Linked DNA regions of Homo sapiens: region 2 is linked to region 1. Evidence: read pairs that join two places in POLR2A ChIA-PET (ENCODE). Cell type or tissue: CD4-positive, alpha-beta T cell. All regions are shown on one strand. Each heading gives the region's core, and the rest is flanking DNA. Links, peaks and the distances in the headings are about the cores only. Region 1 overlaps RASSF3 (Ras association domain family member 3). Region 2 overlaps GNS (glucosamine (N-acetyl)-6-sulfatase).

The links. Peaks named below come from ENCODE experiments on the same cell type or tissue, not always from the same donor. Only the 100,000 strongest peaks of a DNase experiment are listed, where the experiment ranks them.
Region 2: POLR2A ChIA-PET joins it to region 1 with 7 read pairs; 5 of 35 experiments call an interaction of 5 or more read pairs at or near these places.

Annotation. Positions count from the first base shown.
Region 1 is chr12:64,633,024-64,635,937 of GRCh38, forward strand. All of the region lies in intron 1 of RASSF3 (Ras association domain family member 3), which reads left to right. Among named protein-coding and RNA genes, the nearest start is that of MIR548Z, 12 kb to the left of the region's middle. In CD4-positive, alpha-beta T cell, for the core only: no CTCF peak of the experiment used is centred there; a DNase peak (open chromatin) is centred at 1,078; H3K27ac peaks cover 305 bases.
Region 2 is chr12:64,715,623-64,718,458 of GRCh38, forward strand. GNS (glucosamine (N-acetyl)-6-sulfatase) reads right to left here. Exons shown (of 14, transcript NM_002076.4): 14 at 1-1,197. The coding sequence ends at 1,119. Among named protein-coding and RNA genes, the nearest start is that of GNS, 42 kb to the right of the region's middle. In CD4-positive, alpha-beta T cell, for the core only: no CTCF peak of the experiment used is centred there; no DNase peak of the experiment used is centred there.

The sequences.
Region 1 (2,914 bases), core at 122-2,621:
CAGTTTCAATAGAAATGCTGTTATCTTGATCTGGCTCTATTTGTTTTTTTTCCTATCAGGTTAAAATCTGTTTCTTCAATCATTTTGTTTATTCCTTTTGATAAGAGACTTCAGAGGACTGACAGGGACTAGCTGGTTATGTTTTTGAAAAGTCTTTGAAGATGAAACATATGTTTTGAGTGTGGTGACACTGCATTAATTATTCTCTGGTTTTGACACCAGTGGATACTGATACGGTTTGGATGTGTGTTGCCTTCAAATCTTATGTTGAAACGTGATCCACAATGTTGGAGTTGGGGCCTAGTGGGAGGTATTGGATTATGGGGATGGATCCCTCATGAATGGCTTAGTACCACCTCCTTGGTGATATGTGAGTTCTTACTCTGTTCACGTGAGAGCTGGTTGTTTAAAAAGAGCCTGGCACCTCCTCCTCTCTCTCTTGTTCCCTCTCCTGCCATGTGACCACCTGCTTCCCCTTTTCCTTTCACCTCCTGAGGTCCTCCTGAGGTCCTCACCAGGAGCAGATGTTGGTGCCATGTTTCCTGTGCAGCCAACAGAACTGTGAGCCAAAATAAACCTCTTTTCTTTATAAATTACCTAGCCTCAGATACTCTTTTATAGCAATGAAGAAAAGACAAACACAGAAAATTGGTACCAGGAGAGGGGCATCGCAATAAAGATACCTGAAAATGTGGAACTGGCTTTGGCACTGGGTAATAGGCAGAGATTAGAAGAGTTTGGAGGGGTCAGAAGAAGACAGGAAGACAAGGGAAAGTTTTGGAACTTCTTAGAGACTGATTAAATTTGACCAAAATGCTGATAGAAATATGGACCAAGTGGGGTGGCTCACGCCTATAGTCAGCACTTTGGGAGGCTGAGGTGGGAGGATTGCTTGAGCTCAGGAGTTTGAGACCACCCTGGACAAAGTGGCAAAACTGTATCTCTACAAAAAATACAAAAATTAGCTGGGCATGGTGACATGTCCCTGTAGTCCCAGCTACTGGGGAGGCTGAGGTGGGAAGATGGCTTGAGCCTGGGAGGCAGAGTTTGCAGTGAGCCAGTATGAGTCACTGCACTCCAGCCTGGGTGACAGCCAGACCCTGTATCAAGCAAACAAACAAGAATTGTGTGAGCTGAACTAGTTGAGATGTCTATGGTGTTGGCTGTTGTTTCTGCTGTTAATCATTAGTTCTCTTAAACTAGGAGATGAACAAGGTTAACCTTTTTCTTGCAAATTGACACAGAGGGTCTGCTGCTGTGAGCTTTATCTTCAACATCATCTTGTCCTTTTTTTTTTTTTCCTACTTTGAAAAAAAAATTCATTTTTTCATAGAAATGAGTTCTTACTATGTTATCCAGGCTGGTCTTGAACTCCTGAGCTCAAGTGATCCTCCTCAGCCTCCCAACTGGGATTACATGTGTGAGCCACTGCACCCGGCACTTCTTGAAGGGTTATCCACTTGAAAACTGCTGATTTTTGGGGGGCATTGTCCCCACAAACTTTTCAAAAAGCAACAGTGATTTCACCATTCTGCCCAAGCTTCACCATAAATTTGATGTTTGTTTTTGCTTCAATTTTAGCAGAATTCTAGCCCTGCGTGGTGACAGGCACCTGTATTCTCGGCTACTCCGGAGGCTGAAGCATGAGAATCGCTTGAATTTGGCAGGCAAAGTTTACAGTGAGCCGAGATGGCACCATTGCACTCCAGCCTGCACGACACAGCGAGACACCATCTCATAAAAAAAAAAAAAAAAAAAAAAAAAAAATTAGCAGAATTTATGTTGCTCTGATAGGGGCTCTTTTCAAACTGATGTTTATCCTTCTTAGTGCCTCAAACTAGGTTTTGCTCAGACATGTTATGACAAGTTAGTACAAGTTTATTTTGGTGCAAAAAATTTTTCAAATCCATGCATAGTTTCTTCTTTTTCTTTTCTTTTCTTTTCTTTTTTTTTTTTTTTTGAGACAAGATCTATCTCTGTCATCCAGGCTGAAATACAGTGGTGCAGTCTTGGCTCACTGCAACCTCTGTCACCCTTTTCCCACCTCAGCCTCCTGAGTAGCTAGGACTACAGGTACATACCACTACACCTGGCTAATTTTTGTATTTTTTGGAGAGATAGGGTTTTGACATGTTTCCAAGGCTGGTCTCAAGCTCCTGAGTTCAAGCAATCCATCTGCTTCAGCCTCCCAAAATGCTGGGATTACAGGCATGAGCCACCATGCCTGGCCGTAGTTTTTTCATAATATTCATTTTCCTTGAAATTTTTGATGACCCCTCGTATCTGTATTCCTGTTTTATAGTATCACACATTTATTACGTGCCTGTCTAATACCCATTGCTGTGGTTTTCTCTGGGAATTCAAAGAGGAGTAAGCTAGTAGCTCTGCCTTCTAGCACATGGGCTAGTGGAAAGTCATAAAGAGCCATTTAATGACCACTGTCAATGTCTGTGTAAGGGCAGTGAAGAGCACGCTGCTGTTGATAAGGATGGCTCACATTTATGGTACACTTGCAATACCTTTTACCCATACTGATTCATCTCATTCTCACACCAACTCTGTGATGTGGTACAGTTATTAGAAGAGGCACAGAGAGGTTAAATAGTAGCTGGTAATTAGATTAACCAACGTTAGAAACTGGGTGGTCTGGTGTGAGAGCACAGGCTTTTAAAAAGCGGTAAGAAGAGGGGAAGCTGCAGCCTAGTTAGGGTGACTGTTGTGTTATTGAAGATGAGGGGATGAGGACTTTGTGCATGTGTGTGGAGCCTGGGCTGTGAGGGTCAAGGGACAATGGGAAGGGACATTAAAAGGTTATGGTTAAAGTAAGCCTAGACGGACTAGTTTGAAGTCAAATAGTAGAAGGTGAGGATAGAGAGGGGGATGGGAACCAGATTATGAAAATAGGCAGTATCTC
Region 2 (2,836 bases), core at 1-2,500, 82 kb after region 1:
CAGGAAGAACCCATCTAAAAGGGGAGAAGGTAGGGTAAAGTAGTTGATACTTTGCATCAACTGTAAGAAAATTTTCCACCTTAAAACAAATGAAGAGAATGACAGAAAAATGCAGATAGAGCCAATGACTTCATACATGGAACTTAAATTCAAGCTCCCTGCTGGACAGGCACTTCTTTCCTTTATCCCTGGTACAGCCCTTCCACTTGTCTGTTCAAGAGCCCTGTCTTCAGAAGGCCCTCGGAAGAGACAACCTTCACCAACTCTTGGCAGTTCTTCACTGCTGATGTTCCTAAGCCACTTCATTTTTCAGATCTCAGAGGGGAGTCTCAAGAGAAGGGACCTTGCCTTAATCCTTCCAGTGTTAACTGGCACTCCCTGTGGTTGGCAGCCACTGGAAAGTAGATGGCTATCACCTTCAAGAGCTACCTGGAATTGGCCTTTATCACAAGCTTACTGCTCTATTTCAGTGCAGCACCAGCCTAGAATTCACAAAAACATGAACAGAGCTTGGGTGACATGTTTTGAATTTGCAACCTTACCACACTGTGATGAACATCATAAAAAATGTATCTCTACTTATCAATCAACAATGGTACTTGTTCTTACTTGGATGATTCAGCTCTGATGGTTACTCTTCAAGCCATGTGATGTTAGTATTTTTGATAGTGAAGTGCTCAATCTGAAATGCTACACAGGTCCTTTGACTTTAGGTCAAGCTTACATATCAAAAGGTGTGTCTGTGTGTTTGTGTGTGTCCTAAAGTACTGCCATTTATCTGAATGGGTTTACAAATTCAGTCTTTAACCACAAGAGGAATAATCAAGAACTGTGGCCCCAGGATAAAAAGAATACAGTGAGAACAAAGACCTCAGGAGTGTCCTTGTCAGCTAAAGGAAGAGACCAGAGACAGCCACTCCTGACACATGGGCAGAGTTCACAGTTTAACACATTGCACGAGGAAGTCAGCTGACTGGGTTGCTTTTTCAAACAGGACTTAAAGCCAGCCCAGAAACTCTTCCAGGTGTGGTCTTGAAGACTAGCTACAGACACCTACTACAATCACTTCATCAGAAAGAGGCGTGCAGGGATCCATCTGCAGAGGCTGTGTGAGGTCGCTACAGAAGATGTTTGGAAAATCTTCGAGTCCTGACACTGCCGCGATTGCTGAACATGAGACGGGGGTCAAACCTGTATCTGGGGAGGAAAAACCAAATGTAACATTAGCTCTCACTAGCTTCTCACTCAGAATATTATTCAGTGGAAAGGATAGCAGGAAGGGGTGTAAAAGAAACAAATCACCAGAAGGGACTCTAGTGAGAAAGTCTATGGTACAAAACATGAGCCCTCGACAGTTCCGAACATTTCTATCACCAGTCAGCACACACAAAGTCACACAGTGCAAGTCAAGAGGAGAAAAACAAGTAGGTTAGTCTTGAAAGGTGTCAGAAGGCAGCAAGATTTGAGATTTTTTTCTTTTGAGGGAGTAGGGGTGGATCAACTGTTACATTATTACAGTGCTTGTGTTCAAGTCACCCTGATTTTATTTAACAATGGCTCCAAACCACAAGAGTAGTGGTGCTGCCAATTCAGAAATGCCAAAGAGAAGCCATAAAGTGCTTCCTTTAAGTGAAAAAGTGAACGCTCTTGACTTAATAAGGAAAGAAAAAAATCATACAGCAAGACTGCTAAGACCTACAAGAGCCTCACCATAAACATGAGTCATTTTTGGTGGGGGCGCTGGCAGGGGGACAGAGTCAGTCTGTCGCCCAGGCTGGAGTGCAGTGGCACAATTTCAGCTCACTGCAACCTCCACCTCTCCGGCTCAAGTGATTCTCCTGTCTTAAGCCTCCAGAGTAGCTGGGAACACTGGCGTGCGCCACCACACCTGGCTAATTTTTTTTTTTTTTTTTTTTTTTTGTAGAGACAAGAGTTTCACCATGTTGCCCAGGCTGGTCTAGAACTCCTGGGCTCATGTGATCTGCCCGCCTTGGTCTCCCGAAGTGCTGGGATTACAAATGTGAGCCACCGCGCCCAGCCAGGAATGAATCTTCTATCTGTGAAATCATGAAGAAGGAAAAACGAATTCTAGTTTTGCTGCCACACCTTAAACTGCAAAAGTTAGGGCCACAGTGCATGACAAAAGCTTAGTTAAGATGGAAAAGGCATAAAATTTGTGGGTAGAAGACATGAACAGAAACATCTTCCAACTGATGGCAACTGGGCCTGGCACTATCCTTGGGGCTTCACGCATCCACTGTGGGTTCTGGAATAGATCCTCTGTGGATAAGGGGGGACTACTGCATTTTAGAACTGCAATTGACCAAGATTTTTTGTAAAGGGCCAGATAATAAATATTTTAGGGTATGGGAGCCATACAGTCTCTGTCCCAACCATTCTCCTTTGCTGCTGAAGCACACAAGCAGCCAAAACCAGGTAAACGAATGTGTGAGGCTGTGTTCCCGCAGGTGGGGCTAGATTGGGCTCACAGGATCTGGTCTGATGACCCCATTTTGGAGGACTCAACAGGCCCAAATGTTTGATAGGAAAGGAATAATCAGGGCTAAGGAATTTAAAACAGAAAATCAGGTTAAGTTTAAGTAGTTCAGGCTAACAGGCCCAAATGTTTGATAGGAAAGGAATAATCAGGGCTAAGGAATTTAAAACAGAAAATCAGGTTAAGTTTAAGTAGTTCATGCTAACATCAGCAAAGCCAGCATCTAGCACTTTAGTTATAAGCTTCTAAAATGTGAGGAAGACAATTTGTTGCAGTTAAAAACCAAACAAAACTTGCTTAGGAAATAACGTATTCACTTCCTTATAGGGTGACCCTTGG